Regions from separate parts of the Homo sapiens genome. Here all the other regions are linked to region 1. A link is a contact called in ENCODE Hi-C or POLR2A ChIA-PET data. All regions are on one chromosome and are shown on one strand. The core of a region is the stretch at or near the end of the contact, and the rest is flanking DNA. Distances in the headings are between cores, read along the strand shown.

Region 1 (3,308 bases), core at 578-3,077:
GGAGCATCGATAGCACTGCATCATGACCTTGCTCTTGTGTTGCTTAGAGATCTGCCGACAGCCGGCTCAGTTCCATCTTCAGTCATTGTGTTGCACAGTGATACGATCATTGCTGGTCTAAACATTGCCATAAACATGTCTGTTCCCCAAGCTGAAAGGGGGTTTCTGATTCTAAGGGAACAAAAGGTTTTCTGGCTTAAAAGACTTAAGACATAGTCTTTATAATAGCTTTCTTTAAAAATTTCAGTGGGTTATAATGCATAGGGTTTTTAAAAAAGAGCTAATGTGCAATATATACAATAGTCTATCCTACTGACCCAACTTCTCCCTTCCAGTTCTCCCTAAGGACAATTGTTAATCAGTTTCCTGTATACCCTTCCAGAAATATATGCAGATGTGGCATATGTCCAATTAAAGAAACCTGATACATACTGTTAGAACTGTTCAGCATCTTGGTTTCAATTTTTATATAAAATTTAGGATTACGAAATATACCAAAGCAGCATAGAAAATGAGCCCCCCATCCCCCTGCCCCATGGCCCACCACACAGGTTAACAGATGTTAACATTTTGCATTGGCGCCTTGTTTATGGCTGTCTTGGAGATAGCCCCGTGTCGCCTCCAGCTGCCTCTTTGTGGTAACTGCCCAAGAGTCGTTATTGATTATATGCATGCACCCAATATTCATTATTCGACCTGTTCCAGCTCTTGGATATTTAGCAAATTACTGATTTTCTGCTTATATAATTGTGGTGGAGGTAATACCCCATTTTGTATAAATTTTGCCCGGGTGGGTGGGCTTCGAGGCAAAGGAGAACGAGGCTCGGCTTTGGATTAGGTTCACACTCCTGCTCCGCCACACTTCTAGTTGTGTGATCTGGAGTAAGGGAAGGCCCTCACTTTCCCCATCTGTAAAATGAACTGGCTATAGTAATCCCTCCGTCTCATAGCTGCTGAGAGGAATAGAAAACTAAAGTATAGACGCTTCACTGGGCTTAGTTCCCAGTTTCCCTGGCTAGGGAGGTCTCCGCGGGGACACCAAACTCTCAAGCCCAGCCTAGCAGCTAGAGCGCCCAGCGCCTGCACTTTTGCTTTAAACTACAACCTGTTCCCCGCCTCTCTTCCTCCACCGCCACGCTGGGGGCGTGGCGGTTAAATGTCTCTGTGACGTCAGCGCGAGCAGGGCCAATCTCCTTGCCCGGCAGACGTTAGCTCGTTTGCATGGGTGGTCCGCCATTGGTCTGTTGGGCAATCTGGGCCGTACCAGCTTTTTAAAGACGCCGTGTAGTATAAACAAGGAGAAGTGGGGCGGCCGGGCCATGATGTCAGCGCGGTGCTGCAGCTCTTGGGGGTGACGTCATCTCCGGGAAGGTGGCCGGCCCAGGGTTGTTAGAGCCAGCATAACCACTTGGGCCGCTCTCGCCCCGTCAGAGGTCAGACCCATTGCACTTCAGTATCTCAGGCGGCACCCTGTCCCCGAGGAGGGGACCATGACACAGTAAGTCCGTACTGCCGGTTCTCCTGGCGGGACCCATTTCTTCGGCAGGGAAACTGAGCCTCAGAGGCGCGAGTAGTTAGCGAGTTTGCATAGCAAGTTCGAGTTGCAGCCGATCGGTTTTGCCCACCCTGGGGTCTCCCCATCTTTATGTCAGGATATGCGGCCCCGCCCCTTGCTTTTGACTATGGCTGCGGTCCCTTTAAGTGCGAAGGTGGGGGCGAGGAGGAGGTTAAAAAAATTCAAGATGGTGGCCCACTAGTCACGTGCGTGGTCGCGGCGAGTGATTGGCTCTCAGGGCGGAGCTCCCGGCGCGGGGCGGGGCCCCTGCGGGCTTGCAGCGGGCTACTGTTTGCCGGAGCCTCCCGGCGCGCCCCCGCGAGCCCCCTCCCGTCTGGCGCGCGACCCCGCCGCTTCGAATGTTGTGAATCAAATGTGGGGTTTGTTACATTCCGCTGCCGCCGCGGACAGTTCTTAAAGGGCCAGCCGCCGGCTGCCGCGCAGACCCAGCTGCGTCCTGCGCCGCCTCCCGCTCCCTGAGGGCCTGGGCCGAGAGAGACTGATCGCGCGTGGGCCTCGCGAGGCAGACGCCGTCGGGCGGACAACAAAGAGAGAGGCCCCGGAAGGAGCCGGGCTGCCCCCGGACCCGGGGGTGGGGAGGGGAGCACATTGTTCCGCAGGGCGGGAGCTCTTAAAGGATCCAGACAGGCACCCCCCCCCTCCCCCGCCCCCTGCCCAGTTTGGCCGTCCTAGATCGGGAACAAAGGAGTCAACGTGTGGCCGGGCGGCCAAAGGTGAGTCGGTGCCAGGGCCCCCAACTTCCTATTCCCCCACCCATGGACCTTCTGTTCCCCTCCCCTGGGAATGGGGGCCGTGATCTAGGTGGCTCCGTAGGGGTTAATCACGGGCGGTCCAGACTGCGGGCAGCGAGACCCCAGGGATCAGGAACCCCCCCCAAGGCCCCCCGTGGCCGGGCCGTATCTCCCCTCTCCTGCAGCTGAGCGCTGCGGTTGGAGAGGAAGGAGCCGCCCCCCTCCCCCTGCGGCCGCCACTTCCTTTGTTGTTGCTTTTGTCTCACGCCGAGCACATGGTCCGGGATCCTCGGCTCTTAAAGTCGCAGCGTTCTGGCCCCTGCGCTGCAGTCTCGCCTCCCGCCCCCGGTGTCCCTCCGAGAGCGGCGCAAAAGAGTAGGAAGCGGACGAGGGAGGCCCCTCTCGGGGCTGTGTCCGCGCCTCGGCCCCCCAGCACTATGCCTGGGGAGGGGTGGCTGGGTAAGCTTCCCAGAGCCCCACAGCGTGCACTTGGCCCGCGTTGGGGAGCCCCCCCTTCCCCAGGACCCTGGTTTCCTCCCCCACTAGTGTGACCACCTGGTTTCTTCTGGACTCTTCTGGTTTTATTTGGGCGCTGTGGGAAGGAAAGATTTCCACCCCCATTTTATAGCTGTGCCAACTGAGGCGCTCAGAAGCAAAGGGATTTCCTTGACCAAGGTCACTAGGGAGTCTTCTCTCCTAGTCTGGTGGTCCGGCCCTCAGCGGCCTCCAGGCACCACACGTTGGGAAGCTCTGCTTGCGCTGGGCAGAGCCTGCTTGTTTCGGGTGGGGTGTGGGGAAGTAGGAAGGGGGGCTTCTCTTCCTGGCTGAGTCTGCTCATGCCCCCAGGGTCTGACTTTGTTTTTATCTGCAAAAGGGAGTGTCTCTTCCTGCAAACAGATCCCTGGGGCTCTTAGACCAAGGTCAGGGTAGGTGCTTGGGGCACTGGACTTAAGGGGTTGGCCGGCTCTCATGGGTGGGTGTGGGGGGTTATGTTAACTGCA
Region 2 (3,308 bases), core at 427-2,926, 3.1 Mb before region 1:
TTTTTGTATCTTTAGTAGAGATGGGGTTTCACCATGTTGGCCAAGCTGGTCTGAAACTCCTGATCTCAAGTGATCTGCCTGCCTCGGCCTCCCAAAATGCTGGTATTACACGAGTGAGCCACCGCACCTGGCCGGACTCTCTTCTTGATTACCTCAGCCAAAGTGCCTTCTGAAATGGTACCACAGGTGTGTGCTTCTAGTTCAGTTTGTAGTAGAGGGCCTGGTATGTACCGTCATTCACCCTGCCTGCTCCATCTGCATCCCCCTCACATCCAGCAAGAGTTTTCCTTTACACAGGGTTTACGGCTCCCCTGCTGATCACCTGCCAAAGCCTTCTCTCGGAGATAACACCCTTGCCAAGGCCTAAGTGGCCTTTGAAGATCAGGCCCTGCTTAGCTCTGGGCTCCTGTCTTTCTTTTGATGTCCTCTCTACTTTTTCTCAAACCTGTCAAAACTGGATTCGGACTCTGTGGCACTGGGGTTGGAAACATGCTTTGTCCGCATCTTCCCAGGGTGGCACTCAGGCTTGCACTAGCTAAGGTAGCTCTGCGGCAGGGTCCAGCACTACCTTATTGTTAATTTGTGTATTGTCTGTGTCCACTAAAGCTGGGGTGAGGAAGGCAGCCAAATCAGACATGGGGAGGCCTGGGAGGCTACGGCATCTTAGGTTTTGGGCAGTGCTGCTAGAAACCACGAACATTAGTCATCTCGCAGCATGTGTGCACATGGGGTGACCCGGGGGCCTCCTCGAATGCAGCGTCTACGCCTGGTGAATGGACGCACTCTTACCAATTCTGCTCTGGGAGATGCAGCGGTAACCTACCGAGCGCAGAGGCCGGCGCGCACCCGTGGAGCCCGCGCTCGCGATCCCTCCTCGTGCCAGGGCCCCAGGGCAGTCAAGGCCTGCCGACCGTTAGGCGGGTCAAGGGGTACACAGGGTGCGAATTCGTTAGGCAAAAGCTGGGTACAGGCGCGAGCCACAGGCACGGAAACCTCGCGCCGACCGGGGCCCTAGGCCCGACGACGGCAGGTAAGGGGAAGTGGAGGCACACAGGGCTGGGACGTGCCCCAGGCACCATACGGGTGGCTTCGGGCGCGGGACGTCCGCAGCCCCGCAGCTCCCAGGACGTTCGACAATCTGCAGCTGACCAGCTTCGGCCGGTTTGGGGATAAAGGGAAGACAGGCGGCGCGGGGAGTGGGAACGCCTGAAGGCCGCGCCCCTCCTTTCAGGTCGGCCAGGAGCGCGCCGGTAAGAGCCTGGGGGCAAGGGGTAGAAAGACGCCCACCTCATCACAACCCAGAGCTCGGGACTCCTATACAGTCCCATAGGGAACAGGCGGCCGCCATTCCCCTCCCCCACGCTGGCGGGTAAGGCTAGAGAACGGTTTCAAGGAAGACGCATGCGCATGAAATAATTATAAACCGCTAGGACTCCGAAGTTCAATATTCGCGGGAAGGCGCAGGCGCAACAAAAAGCCCGGCGGGTTTATGGGTGGGGGTGCTGAGCCCAAAACCCAAGCGTGTAATAATCCGCCGGCGGGAGGTGGGCTGGCTCTTGAAATTACGCATGCGCCAGAGCTCTTTGTGACGCAACGGGGCGGTGCGGGCAGCTGGCTGCGCGTGCGCAGAACTCGCACAAGGGACCTTATTTAGGTTGCGCAGGCGCCCGCTGGCCATTTCGTCTTAGCCACGCAGAAGTCGCGTGTCTAGGTGAGTCGCGGTGGGTCCTCGCTTGCAGTTCAGCGACCACGGTGGGTACCGTTTTTGCGAGGATTGTTTGTCCCCATATCTCTGGGAGGGCCACGGGGACCTTGGCGAGCTGCAGGCTGCCGTCGAGAGCCGCGAGTGGTTCGCTGAATCTCGGCACCGCCGCTGAGGCCTGCAGGCCGCGCCGACTCTATTGTGTGAGAAGTCGGAGGAGGCGGAGCGGAAGCGGCCGCCGCCATTTCCTTTCCTCTACGCTGGCTCTCGGCCCGGGCCCCCACGGTTCGGGGCGCCGACAGCTGTTGCTCAGGACAGCTTTGGGGGTCCGGTCGCCGGACGAGGAGGTGTTGGAGTCGCCGGGGTGGGTGCATCCGCCCGGTTTTTGCTCCGTGGGGGGGCGGTGCGGGCCCGGGCGCGCCTCGGAGGCGAAGGACAGCTTAATTGGCGCTCTCAGTTCTGGTCCTCCCCGCTTTGCAGTTTGTTTCGACGCCGGACCGCGTAAGAGACGATGATGTTGGGCACGGAAGGTGGAGAGGGATTCGTGGTGAAGGTCCGGGGCTTGCCCTGGTCTTGCTCGGCCGATGAAGTGCAGAGGTTTTTTTCTGGTGAGTTAGAACTAGGACGCGGGAGTTCGAGTTCGAGGCCGGGGCGGGCGGGCTGGCGGGCGGCCGGGCTGGGGCGGGGCGGGGCGGGGCGGGCCGGGCCGGGCCGGGCCGGGTGGGACCCGGGGCGCCCCCTGGCGAGGCGCGGGCGACTACACTCACCGCTGTGCTGCTCGCGCCCGGCGGCCCGCTGTTACGCAATGGAAATTTCGAAAGCCCCGCCCGTCCTCCTGGCCCTTGGGGGAGTGCGGCAGGTTTGGCAGACTTTGTTTTCTTTACCTATCTTTGAACACCAGCTTTTCTTTTATGGGTGTCTTTTTTTCTTTTTCTTTTGAGTTGGAGTCTCTGTCACCCAAGCTGGAGTGCAGTGGCGCGTTCTCGGCTCACTGCAACCTCCGCCTCCTGGGTTCAAGCGATTCTCCTGCCTCAGTCTCCCGAGTGTCTGGGACTAGAGGCGCGCACCGCCACGCCCGGCTAATTTTTGTATTTTTAGTAGAGACGGGGTTTCACTATTTTGGCCAGGCTGGTCTCGAACATCTGACCTCAAGTGATCCGCCCACCTCGGTTTCCCAAAATGCTGGGATTACAGGCGTGAGCCACCGCGCCTGGCCCGGGTGTCTTTTTTCGAAAGGATAAATTGGCATAGGTGGGATTTCCTCCTCAATCTTGAGAAAATGGCCGAGTGATTAGACAAATAATAGTAATGTTTTGCAATATCTTGAAGTGTAACCTCTTGTTTCCAGTTTTGGTGTTTTCTTAAAAAGGAGCATTCTTCGGAAAGTTAAAATGTCACGTCTTAATTTCAGTTTTCCTAATCAAGATTTGATAATTGAAGAGTGTTTTCTTATCTAGTTCTTAATCTGGCTCACTATACAGTTGAAGACACTGAAGCCCAGGGAAGTGTTTTTGCAGTACATAGGTTTCCTGAATATTTTCTATCAGAATGTCCTTGTTCCTATTATTAGACTGGGAAAAAGAAATTAGACTGATTAAAATTCTAT
Region 3 (3,308 bases), core at 510-3,009, 3.0 Mb before region 1:
AGCTCTGTCCCAGCATTTTCTATGAAGTTGGCAATGTTCTATTATGTGCTATCTCATACAGTAGCCACTGGCCACACACAGGCTACTGAGCATTTAAAATGTGGCCGCTGTAATCGAGGAACAAGTTTTTTTTTTTTTTTTTTTTTTTGAGACAGAGTCTCGCTCTGTCACCCAGGCTGGAGTGCAGTGGCGCGATCTCGGCTCACTGCAACCTCTGCCTCCCAGGTTCAAGCGATTCTCCTGCCTCAGCCTCCTGAGTAGCTGGGACTACAGGTGCATGCCAACACACCCAGCTAATTTTTTGTATTTTTAGTAGAGACGGGGTTTCACCATGTTGGCCAGGATGGTCTCGATCTCTTGACCTCGTGATCCACCCGCTTCGGCCTCCCAAAGTGCTGGGATTACAGGCGTGAGCCACCGCTCCCGGCCGAGGAACTCAATTTTTAATTCAATTTAAAAGTACTGAATTTCAATTGATTCAGTTAGAAATTGAGGAATCCGGCCGGGCGCGGTGGCTCAAGCCTGTAGTCCCAGTACTTTACGAGGCCGAGGCAGGTGTATCACAAGGTCAGGAGTTCAAGACCAGCCTGGCCAAGATGGTGAAACCCCGTTTCTACTAAAAATATGGGAGGGGGGTGGGGGCGGGGAACTTAGCCGAGCGTGGTGGTGGGCACCTGTAATCCCAGCTACTCGGGAGGCTGAGGCGGGAGGGAGGATCGCTTGAACCCGGGAGGCAGAGGGTGCAGTGAGCCGAGATCGCACCACTGCACTCCAGCCTGGGCGACAGAGCAAGACCCGGTCTCAAAAAAATAAAAATAAATAAAAACAAAAACACACACACAAAAACATATGCGTGCTGTTGTATTGGATAGCACAGCTCTGGATGTCTGGCGTTAGAGGGCTAAGTTACTTAACTCTTACTATCACTGATATGCTGGCACTCTGTTCATTACAAGGGCTGAAAAGGTCTTTAAGAGATCATCGGGTGACTTTAAAATCCCCATCTCACAGGCAGAGGTGAGCGGAGGCGCCGCTGGTCCGCTGCGCGCAGGGCCCACGCCCTCCCAACACCCGCCGGCGCTCCACTCCCGCACTGAACGGCTGAAAAGCAGAACAGTGCTGGCTCCGTTTCGTGTGTGGAGTTACTACAGAGTTCCGAAGCCCGGACGCGCACACGTCCTTCACCTAGTTAGTGGGAGAGCATAGAGGCGCGGGTGCGGGAGCGCGCTCAGGCACGCGGGGCTGCGGGGGGCGGTCTCGGCTGGGCCGCCGGAGTAAAGACCCAGGCGCAGCCAGGCGCCGCCCGCCCGCCAACAGCTCGCGTAACCTCCCGGAACGGCCAGTGCCCTCCCAGCCCGGCCCCCACCGCGCCCGCGCCGGCGGCCAGCGGGGACACGCGAGTCCGCCGCGGGACAGACCCGGCCCGAGCCTACCTGCGCGCGCCGTGCCGTCCCCGCTGTCCCCGCCGCCCAGCCCCGCGGCCGCGCGCAGCGCGCTCCCGCAGCTCGCCGACAGGTTCCCGGTGGCCCTGCGTGCCAGGGTCAGGATGGGCGCCGACCAGCCCTCGGCCGCCCGCGGCCTCGTTGCGCTCCGCAGGTCGCCTGGGCCGGGCAGCTGGCTTCGGTCCACGATCTCAAACTCTTCTCCCGGCTCAAGCGCTGACCCGGGCCCCGGCCCCGGCTCCAGCTCCGGCTCCAGCTCCCGCCCCCGCCCAGCAGCGCAGCCGCCTTCCCGGTCGGCCATCTTGGCCGTGTCATGTGACCCAGCGGGCGGGCGGGCGCGGGGTGGGGGCGGGCGGGCATCGCCTTTGCCTTAGGTGGGGGAGATTTTTCTCCCTCTTCACCGCCTCGCCTTCCCTCTGTTTCGAAAGGTTCGGGAAAGTCCAAGTCATAACATAAAAAGTGTGCGTATTCCCGGCCGCCGGCAGGACCTGTTCGCGGGGAAGTTCCTCTTGAACTTTCTCCGAGGACAGTTGTGCACCCTGCCCGGCGCTTCACGGGGTTCCCTGGCCGTCGTTGTCTTTGTGACACCATTTCCTCTTTTAAATTTTCATTTCATGGTCTATATTTTCCACTTCGTCATTTTTCTGTAGCACTCATTAGAACAAGCCCCGAAAGGGCGACTAAGGAAACGCACAGGCGAGGCAGGAAAGCAGGAATTTTTTTTTTTTTTTAATCTAATGACTATGACGGCTTGGCAAGAAAGAGTGCACGATAGTGGACTGGAAATCAGAGGTGGCTTCTCCTATTGATTAGTTAAGTGGGATAACAAAAACCGACCTCATTATTAAATAAGATTTGCAGTAAGGACCACATGGCAGATGTTAGCGATTGTGACTACTATCTCTGGTATCCAACTGTGTGGCCTGGGTAAGTCACTATACACTCAGTCTGTTTCTTCACTTGGAAAAGAAAGGAATTTGAGTAAGTACAAAGGAAAATTTTGGCCGGGCGCGGTGGCTCACGCCTGTAATCCCAGCACTTCGGAAGGCCCAGGCGGGCCTTTAGTAGGACGAAACCCCGTCTCTACTAAAATACCAAAACAACAACAACAACAACAACAAAAAACCAGCCAGATGTCGTGGCGGGACAGCTCTACTCCTAGCTCCTTGGGGGGCTGAGAGTGGGAGGATCGCTTGAGCCCGGGAGGTCGATCCCACAGTGAGCGGAGATCATGGCCACTGCACTCCAGGCTGGGCGACAAAGTGAGACCCTGTCTCAGAAAAAACACTAAAATTTACTAGCACTTAACACTTTGCAAAGTGAGGCAACATGAGCCACACCAAACCAGCAGAGCTGTTTTGATTCCCAGAATGTTTACAAATCTTAAAACTTGTTGCCAATATTTAGAAATCAAAAGATTTCACATAAGAATCTGGATTTTAGCTTTCTCTGGAATCACTGGAATATTTGGTAACTCATGGCATATTCCCAGATGGCAACAAACTGTTGGGAATAAACTGTGCTGCCCCTTTAGACGCCCAGCTGCTCCCTGGACCTGTCTTGGTCCAGCCCACTTCACTAGGTTGCATGATATGTCTGGTCCCTGAAAGGCCAGTTCTCAGTGAAGGGATACCACTTCATCTAGGAGTGTTTTGGGAATTTGTGGAGTTGGTGTTTGAGTTGTGTAATGACTGAGGGCATACTACCAGTCTTTTTTGTTTGTTTGTTTTCGTACGGAGTCTCGCTCAGTCGCCCAGGCTGGAGTGCAGTGGCGCGATCTCGGTTCACTGCAAGCTCCACCTCCCGGGTTCACGCCATTCTCCTGCCTCAGCCTCCCGAGTAGCTGGGACTACAGGTGCCCGCCAC

What was found. A loop is a pair of places that touch in the nucleus more often than their neighbours do. ChIA-PET counts read pairs that join two places held with the same protein, here RNA polymerase II (POLR2A). Pooled maps may share reads with other maps.
Region 2: a map of CD4-positive, alpha-beta T cell shows a loop between it and region 1 (6-fold over the local background). The contact joins the promoter of HNRNPH1 here to the promoter of RNF44 in region 1. A Hi-C loop is called at or near these places in 3 of 168 maps with a recorded cell type or tissue (B cell, CD4-positive, alpha-beta T cell and CD8-positive, alpha-beta T cell), 4 of 37 single-sample maps with no recorded cell type and 12 of 50 pooled maps. POLR2A ChIA-PET finds 5 or more read pairs at or near these places in 3 of 52 experiments (CD4-positive, alpha-beta T cell, CD4-positive, alpha-beta memory T cell and activated T-cell).
Region 3: a map of OCI-LY7 shows a loop between it and region 1 (30-fold over the local background). The contact joins the promoter of RUFY1 here to the promoter of RNF44 in region 1. A Hi-C loop is called at or near these places in 3 of 168 maps with a recorded cell type or tissue (OCI-LY7, ascending aorta and naive thymus-derived CD4-positive, alpha-beta T cell), 1 of 37 single-sample maps with no recorded cell type and 15 of 50 pooled maps.

Annotation. Positions count from the first base shown.
Region 1 is chr5:176,535,921-176,539,228 of GRCh38, reverse strand. It overlaps RNF44 (ring finger protein 44), which reads left to right and starts at 1,827. Exons shown (of 11, transcript NM_014901.5): 1 at 1,827-2,289. It overlaps LOC124901143 (a long non-coding RNA gene), which reads right to left and starts at 1,300. Exons shown (of 2, transcript XR_007059071.1): 1 at 1,106-1,300; 2 at 1-171. RefSeq lists enhancers at 834-1,013, 1,254-1,693 and silencers at 1,804-2,063, 2,144-2,333.
Region 2 is chr5:179,622,039-179,625,346 of GRCh38, reverse strand. It overlaps HNRNPH1 (heterogeneous nuclear ribonucleoprotein H1), which reads left to right and starts at 1,676. Exons shown (of 14, transcript NM_001257293.2): 1 at 1,676-1,752; 2 at 2,183-2,310. The coding sequence starts at 2,214. The region is part of intron 4 of LOC128966623 (a long non-coding RNA gene); the gene reads right to left. RefSeq lists enhancers at 65-849, 850-1,635, 1,385-1,679, 1,735-1,904.
Region 3 is chr5:179,549,005-179,552,312 of GRCh38, reverse strand. It overlaps RUFY1 (RUN and FYVE domain containing 1), which reads right to left and starts at 1,759. Exons shown (of 18, transcript NM_025158.5): 1 at 1,434-1,759. The coding sequence starts at 1,743. All of the region lies in intron 4 of LOC128966623 (a long non-coding RNA gene), which reads right to left. LOC105377762 (a long non-coding RNA gene) reads left to right here and starts at 1,809. Exons shown (of 4, transcript XR_941315.4): 1 at 1,809-2,369. RefSeq lists a silencer at 1,125-1,834.